Regions from separate parts of the Homo sapiens genome. Here all the other regions are linked to region 2. The links are chromatin contacts, found by Hi-C or POLR2A ChIA-PET in ENCODE. All regions are on one chromosome and are shown on one strand. The core of a region is the stretch at or near the end of the contact, and the rest is flanking DNA. Distances in the headings are between cores, read along the strand shown.

Region 1 (2,700 bases), core at 100-2,599, 660 kb after region 2:
CAGGCCTTGCTCCCAAGGATGTAAAACAGAATGGAGGCCTGCCACAAAGTTTGCTATGGAAAGATGGACAAAGTACACTAGATTGGCTACAGATTAAGACCAGCCTCACAAATCCTTTTTCACAATTAAAACTCTACTGAGAATATAAACAGTGATCCTTATCATTCCTAGCCTAGTTAAAATGTCTTCTAAAAGGAAAAAAAAGCTAATTTAAAAGTCAACTGCTGATCTGGTGGAGAAAAGGAAAGAAAAAACCAGTTTAAAATGCCTAAAGAGGAACCTCTTATTTTTATGCAAATGGATGCCTCCATCAGTGAGAAAGACTTCATTACTGTTCAAGGGAGTGGGACCTTCTGGCTGGGGGAGCGGAAGGCTCTATGGATGCATGGCAGGGAGAGCTGCCTGCTGTTGGGCACCCTTGGTTCACGCACCCCAGCCTTGGCAGGGAGGGGAGGGTGGCGGGAGCTGCTGCTCGCCCTTCCGTCACAAAAAAGAAAGGAAAATGCCATGGAGACTGAGGCTGACCTTCTCAACACCTGGGAGTGACAGGGGTTGGGGCATGGTTTCCCCTGCCCTCAGAAGTCTGAGGATGAAAAGGCTTAAAAATGAGATAAAAATAGATTTGGTTTGCATCTCACTCACCCTTTCTTAAGCCCCACGTTGGGTGCTAAACTGTTGTAGGACTTTCTCCTTAGTTCACCTAAAAATGGGGTCCTTGTCACACAACCATGAGAGATTAGGCTTGCAGGCACTTTAAAGGGCAAGAAAAATTTATCGGGCAAAAAGGAAAACAAAGGTAAACAGAGAGTCTCAGCAAAGCCAAAGTCTTGCTAGCTGGCTTCCGCCTCATAGATTGAATCCTAGGTACCACCCTGGAACAGGGGAGATCAGGCTCCTCCCTCTGGCAAACAGTGCGCACTTCCTGAGGCTCCACCCCGTTGCACACTCCTCCCAGTGTGCAGGCCAGTTGGAAGTTCTCTGGGGACCTCTTTATGCTTGCTGTCTCATTCCTGAAATGAGGCCAGTACACCAGGAGCAGGAGGGGGGAAGGGAAGAGCAGTTAGAATAAACAGAAAGAGGAAGAGGAACAATTTCAGCAGCACTTTTCATTTTAAAAGTCACTTTATAAAATTTTACATTTTCCTTTTGCAAAGAAATAACTTTGTCAGAACCTCTTTTAGAAACTTCTAAGTATCATTGAAAATAGCTCTCCTAGTTATTTTATTTTAGAGCTAGCTTTTTAAAATTGAGAGTACAGATAAACTAGTTGAGGTATTTTAAAAGTACACTATTTCGACCGTTGTAATTTGGGGTCGTCTTTAGTTACGTGTGACCAGTTTTCTAAATGTTAGCATGAAGAGGCACCATAAGCATTAAATATAAATCCAGCTGGTGTTTCTAAAGGTGGGTCACCCTTTAAGGACAAAGTCTAGGTTTTAGAGATAGTTGTCCATAATTTTCGTTTTCCTTCCTGAATGACCAGAAACCTAGTGGGACTCATGAGAGCCTTTTATTATTTTGGTCACTCAAGAACATTTTAGATTTATCAATTGAACCAAGCTTCAGAATTTAACTGGTTTTTAAAATTACATGTTTTTCACTTAAGCCTCAAAGATTCACTTCCTCTTTTCAAAGACCAAAGTTTAAACTATAGAAAAGGTTGAAAAACTCCAACTAGTAGTTCAAAATAAAACCTTAACTTCAGAGAAAAATGAAAGTCACAAATCCGAGGTCAACAGATCTCTAGAGAATAACAAATGAAACTCTTGCCTTTTATAGAGCTTCACTTCCAACCTCAACTAGTTAAGAATATGTACAAATTGAATAAAGTCTTAATCCTTAATCAAGCCAGGAGGATTCAGATCCCAACAGGGGCCTTAGCAGAGATTCCTGCTGACTTTGGCAAGGTTGGGTGAAGGAGGACTTATCGTATTGGTACCAAGGTGCTGATTGCTGGTAAAGTGGTGGGGCTCTCTAGAGGTCCACTTCCGATCTCATCTAGGGTACCAAAATGTTAACCTTAAATAACTAGATTCCGAAAATGTGATTCATTATAGAGTATTCAAGCCTAAATCTATGTGGAAGCATAGATAGAAGCTGCCCTGAATATATCTTCTGATTAGCATCAGTTACAGGTGGATTTTAAAGGAAAGAGGCAGCTTCTAAGTTGTGTTTCCAGTAACTTATATTAATATAATAAAAGTTATTGATTAGCTCTATATTGTTCTTTGTATCACAAATTCCAGGAACTGGAAGATAATGGGTAAGGCAGCTAGTCAGGAACAAAAATGCCTGTAAACATGGCCCTTGGGTGTGGGTGCATAGGAAGGAAAGTGTGATTGAAGTCCCTTACTCTTGTCTTCCTGAGCCTGGTAAGTTTTGCATACCTCACCTAGCTCAGTCTGCTCTGAGCTATTTTTCTCCTATCATTGATAAGTTTTATTTTACTTTGTGATGTTTGCGTATAGACATAATGCGAATGGGAAAAGCATGGAAAAGAAAAATTAACATTTTACAATTTCATTTCAATTGGAACATTTAGTAGAATTTTCTGTTATTTTGTAGCTCTTTAATTTGCTTTGGGAATTCATGCTCTATTAATTGCTGTCTCCATTTTTACTGGCATTGATGCTTTCCAGATGTCCTATTTTTGTTTAAAATGTTAACATTGATTACTTTTCCTTTGACTTAGATTTGTGG
Region 2 (2,700 bases), core at 180-2,679:
TTCTTGCACAACCTTTTTCTGATAAGCATTTTTACTACAGCCCATAAAGGATACTTAATAAAACATGTAACATGTTTTCTGTTAAAAGATTTGAAAAACCTACAAGAATTCTCCTTGAAAAATGCACTAAAATCAGCTTATTAAAAAGTCTCCAGCCATTTCAAATTACTCTTGATTTAAAAAAAAAAAAAGGCGGTGGGGGGAGGGGAGGAGAGAAAGGTAGTCATTTTGAAAAAATCCACTCAGTGGAAAAGGAAAAAACACACCCAGATCTACATGTTGGTAACAAACGAGGGCCTTACGAATGGTTTTAACTGAAGTAGTTTTAACTCATTAGATGTTAAGGCTTAAAGGAATGTCTATTATTCCAGTAAAGAATTGAGACACGCTTCAACACAGCGATCACTGAAATGAGATGTTTTAAATTACAACTATTACACCATGAACTCAATGTAGAAAGGAATCGTTTCAAATTCAAGAAACGAGATAGAGAGATAGAGAGATAGAGAGAGACAGACAGAGAGAGAGAGAGAGAGAGAGAGAGAGAGAGAGAGAGAGACACACAGAGACATTCAGACAGACAGGGATACAGATCTGGAAGCAGACAGGCCAAATTTGTAACAGTGGATACTGCGAGGGGTGGGGAAGTTAGGAGCGCCCAAAAAGGAGGAAGGGCTTAAACAGGGGCTTTATTCAATCATGACCCATTAAAAACGATGTAAAGGCAGGATTCGCGATTGCACAGCAAAAATATAATAAATAGATGAGGAAGGGGAAAAAATCTCCAAATTCGCCGAAACTCAAAATCATTACACGCGGCCCCCTTTGTCCCACTCAGGCGCCCGCCCCGGTCGCGGAGGGGCCGTTTTGGGGAAGCCCCGCACCCGTCGGAACCGGGAACAAAGCCGCCCCGGCCGCAGGAGGGGTTCTCGGAGCTAGGGCCTGGCCTCGGAGGCGGGCGTGCGGCACACTCTCGCCGGGGCTGCGGCCCGCAGGCTCCCACCGCTGTCACCGCCGCCGGCGAGGAGAGTCTGGGGCTCCAGACAGCCGCCCGGTGAGCCCACCAAAGGCGCGCTCCTCCAGTGGCCGGGACACAGCAAGAAGGGGCTTGGCCGTCTGGCCGCCGCCAGGTGGACGCTGGCGGGCCACGGCCCCGGGCTTTTCCCGGGAAACCCCTCGGTGCAGCCCGACCGGCCCCGGATCCCCGCCGCCGCCGGCGGGCCCCAGGATCTGCCCACCGCTCGGCCTCCGGGAGCCCGGCGAGGCCCCCCTCCACAGACAACGGCCGCCAAGCCACTGCCGCCCGCCCGCGCGCCCGGCCCCCGGCACCCACCTGTTGGTCGCACTCGGGGCATGATTTGGTGGCCATCTTCACTTTCTTGGCTCGAGTTGCAGACATGCTCCTCTCCCTTAGCGGCGGCAGCAGCGACGGCTCGGGCTCCTCCCCTCACACTTCGGCAGCCCGGCCTCCGCCCGCCCAGTCCCCGCGGGCCTCAAACAAGCCTCTGGCGGGTGCGCGCGCGCGCGTGCGCGAGCTCGCGCGGGACCTGGGCGCCAAGGGGGCGGGGCGGAGCGTCGGCCGGCGGCTCCTGGGGACCGCGACACGCGCTCCCACGGCGGCTCGCGACCCACAGCCCGCCCGCGAGCTCGCCCAGAGTATCACGAGACGAGGGGAGACCTCCCCCCCCTCCGCCAGACCGCCCCGGCGCGGCAGTGGCCACGCCTCCTCTCGGCCTGGCCGACTACGAGGGGGCAAGGCCTGGGCGGGACTCGGCAGTAACGGGCGTCGAGTTCGACCAACGAATGCATAGGTAGGGCGGGCCGTAGTGCTGGGCACGCCCCATCCCCACAGAGACCGTGGGAGCGAAGGCTGGGGAATGAATGGTGAAGGGCGTAGCGTGGATCCTGGCATTTAATAAACTTAAGTAGATGTTACCAAGGCTAATCATTGAGAAATTATGATAGACATTTTATGAGACCACTGGACCCAGCAGCAGAGTGAAAATTCATTTATTTATTCAATATATAATTGCCTAAGTCCCACTGTCAGGAAAATTTGAATAAAATGCAGTGTCAGCCTTCAAGGAGCAGCCTAGCTGTGTAAACCAGTGCTACTCACTATCAAGATGAGGGATCAGATGTTTTTCTTTTTCCAATCTGTCCGTGACTGATACTTACTAAATTAACATTAAAATTAAATTATTCGAGGCTGGGCGCAATGGCTCACGCCTGTAATCCCAGCACTTTGGGAAGCCGAGGAGGGCGGATCTCTTGAGCCCAGGAGTTCCAGACCACCCTGGGCAACATAGCGAGACCCCCATCTCTACAAAAAGTAAAAGATTTTTAAAAATTAGCTGAGCGTGGTGGCCCATGCCTGGAGTCCTAGCTAGTAGAGAGGCTGAGGTGGGAGGATCGCTTGAGCCTATGAGATTGAGGCTTCAGTGAGCCGAGATTGTGGCCACTGCACTCCAGCCTGGGCGACAGAGCGAGACTCCGTCTCAAAAAAAAGAAAAAGAAAGAAAAAGTGAAATTTAAAAACAACTATGCAAAACGTAAGCTTACTTTTAAATATTTAATTTGACAGACCCAAAGTTATACTTAATAAACAATCAGAACAAACATAACAGAAAGAAAATTTACAAACTGTACACTTGGCTCAGAGAAAATTTACCAATATGCATTTATTACAGAGACTGGCTA
Region 3 (2,700 bases), core at 6-2,505, 740 kb after region 2:
GCAGTGAGACCCACCCAGCTCTCACTTTCTTAACACATTGGGTCTCACACTCACAGACTTCTGGCAACAGCTGGGTCCCAGGCAGTCTGCCCTCAGCATGCAAAACTGCCCCTGGTTGTAAGTCCTTCTGCCCAAGACAAAGACCAAGGCTTCCAGGCCACACCCCTCCCAGTTTGCCTGCAAAGCAGGGGCTCCCAGCACCTGCCTCTGTGGCAAAAGCCTGCTTCCTGCTCACCTCTCATTTCTGATCAATGGGGTTTATACCCACAGTAGATTAGATTGCTTATTTTAGTTGGCAGCTTCTTCCAACCTGTGACCACTGTCTGAGTTAGCTGGCAGAATTCTGTGAGGTCCCTTATGAAGTAGGATCAGCAATGGCTTCCCTCCATCCCTGCTAGGGTGTGGGAGTGCACGCAAAACAATTTTTTTTTCTTTTATATGTGAAGTCTTGCTCTGTTGCCCAAGCTGGATTGCAGTGGTGCGATCTTGGCTCACTGCAACCTCCACCTCCCGGGTCCAAGCGATTCTCCTGTCTCAGCCTCCTGAGTAGCTGAGATTACAGGCATGCACCGCCACACCCAGCTAATTTTTGTATTTTTAGTAGAGACAGGGTTTCGCCATGTTGACCAGGCTGGTCTTGAACTCTTGACCTCAGGTGACCCACCCGTTTCAGCCTCCCAAAGTTCTGGGATTACAGGCATGAGCCATCACTTCTCATATGCTCCTTGTGGCTCACCAAATCAGCACCAGTGCTTGGTAGGGTTGAGACATTCCCCTGTGGCCTGGATTGCCCAGTTCCCCAGTGTCAATGTGTAATCATGGAGGCAGTCTCCCCGCTTTCACACCCTGGAGACATATTTTCACCTGACTCACCATGTAGGTTGCCACCCACAGCTTTCAAAGTGTCTGAAGTTTCTTTCATTTTTTCTGTTGAGTTACTGTGTTTCTTCTTGGATAAAAGTTTACAGCATAAATCTCTGCACGTTATTTTGCTCTTTGCAAGTGGGTGAGGCATGCTAACAATGCCTCCAATCTGGAGCCTGGGTAGTTTATAAAGAAAAGAGGTTTATTTGGCTCACAGTTTTGCAGGCTGTATATACAAGAAGCTCAGGACAGAAGACTAAGTGGAACTGGAGTATAGAAATCACATGACAAGAGAGGGAATAATAGGTGCCAGGTTCTTTTCAACAACCAGTTCTCACGGGAACTCAGACTAAGAACTCACTCAATCCCATGGGAATGACACCAAGCCATTCATGAGGATCCTGACACCTCCCACCTTGCCACACCTCCAACATTGGGGATCAGATTTCAACATGAGACTTGGCAGGATCAAACAAACCACATTCAAATCATAGCATATGTCATCTGCAAAGAAACAGTTTCATTTCTACCTTTCTCAGCTATATTCTTTTTATTTCCTTTTCTTGCCCTATTTTACCACATAGAACTTCCAGTACTATGTTAGTCATGGTGAGAGCAGACATTTTTGTTTTGAGAGGGAGCATTCAGTTTTTCTTTCACCATCAAGTAGAGTTAGCTGTAGAAGTTTTGTAAATCAAATTGCAGAATTTATACAAATGGCCAACAAGCATGTGAAAAAATGCTCAACATCACTAATCATCAGAGAAATGCAAATTAAAACCACAGTGATATATTGTTACACCAGTCAGAATAGCTGTTATTAAAAAGTCAAAAACTAACATATTGGAAGGGTTTGGAGAAAAGGGAACACTGATACATTGTTGGTGGGAATGTAAATTAACACAACCTCTATGGAAAACAGTATGGAGGTTTCTCGAATAACTTAAAATAGCACTACCTTTCAATCCAGTAATCCCACTACTGGATATCTACCCAAAAGAAAGGAAATTATTATATCAAAAAGATAACCTGTACTCATATGTTTATCGCAGCATAATTCACAATTGCAAAGATATGAATCAACCTACGTATTCATCAACAGATGATTGGATAAAGAAAATGTGTATATGTACACAAAAAAATACTGTTCAGCCATAAAATGAATGAAATCACATCTTTTATAGCAACATGGATGACACTGGAGGCTATTATCTTTAGTAAAACTAAACTAACTCAGAAAGAGAAAGTCAAATACTATATATTCTCACTTAAAAGTGGGAGCTAAATAATGTGTACACATGGACATAGAGTGTGGAATGATAGACATTGGAGCCTGGAGAGGGTGGAAGGGTGGGAAGAGTTTGAAGGATAAGAAATTACTTAATAGATACAATGAACATTATTCAGGCAATGGTTACACTAAAAGCCCAGGCCTGATGTGGTGGCTAATGCCTGTAATCCCAGCACTTTGGGAGGCCGAGACAGGCGGATCACCTGAGGTTGGGAGTTCAAGACCAGCCTGATCAACATGAAGAAACCCTGTCTCTACTAAAAATACAAAATCAGCCGGGTGTGGTGGTGCATGCCTGTACTCCCAGCTACTCAGGAGGCTGAGGCAGGAGAATCACTTGAACCCGGGAGGCGGAGGTTGTGGTGAGCCGAGATCGCGCCATTGCACTCCAGCTTGGGCAACAAGAGCGAAACTCTGTCTCAAAAAACAAAACAAAACAAAACAACAACAGCAAAAAAAACCCAGACTTCATCACTATGCACTATTTCCATGTAACAAAACTGCACTTGTGCCCCTTAAATTTTTATAGATTAAAAGAAAGACAC

What was found. A loop is a pair of places that touch in the nucleus more often than their neighbours do. ChIA-PET counts read pairs that join two places held with the same protein, here RNA polymerase II (POLR2A). Pooled maps may share reads with other maps.
Region 1: a pooled map shows a loop between it and region 2 (7-fold over the local background). The contact joins the enhancer-like site here to the promoter of C16orf87 in region 2. A Hi-C loop is called at or near these places in 4 of 37 single-sample maps with no recorded cell type and 5 of 50 pooled maps. POLR2A ChIA-PET finds 5 or more read pairs at or near these places in 2 of 52 experiments (CD8-positive, alpha-beta memory T cell and T-cell).
Region 3: a loop to region 2 is called in a pooled map, with 9 times the contacts of the local background. The contact joins the enhancer-like site here to the promoter of C16orf87 in region 2. A Hi-C loop is called at or near these places in 8 of 50 pooled maps. POLR2A ChIA-PET finds 5 or more read pairs at or near these places in 3 of 52 experiments (CD8-positive, alpha-beta memory T cell, OCI-LY7 and activated CD4-positive, alpha-beta T cell).

What each region holds. Positions count from the first base shown.
Region 1 is chr16:47,492,187-47,494,886 of GRCh38, forward strand. All of the region lies in intron 1 of PHKB (phosphorylase kinase regulatory subunit beta), which reads left to right. Among named protein-coding and RNA genes, the nearest start is that of PHKB, 32 kb to the left of the region's middle. RefSeq lists enhancers at 1-439, 731-800. Within about 2 kb of position 1,350, at least 23 of the 41 ENCODE cell types and tissues checked have a DNase peak (open chromatin) inside an H3K27ac peak, as active enhancers do.
Region 2 is chr16:46,829,751-46,832,450 of GRCh38, forward strand. C16orf87 (chromosome 16 open reading frame 87) reads right to left here and starts at 1,430. Exons shown (of 4, transcript NM_001001436.4): 1 at 1,334-1,430. The coding sequence starts at 1,399. RefSeq lists a silencer at 1,127-1,776.
Region 3 is chr16:47,573,501-47,576,200 of GRCh38, forward strand. All of the region lies in intron 7 of PHKB (phosphorylase kinase regulatory subunit beta), which reads left to right. Among named protein-coding and RNA genes, the nearest start is that of PHKB, 110 kb to the left of the region's middle. Within about 2 kb of position 1,256, at least 2 of the 41 ENCODE cell types and tissues checked have a DNase peak (open chromatin) inside an H3K27ac peak, as active enhancers do.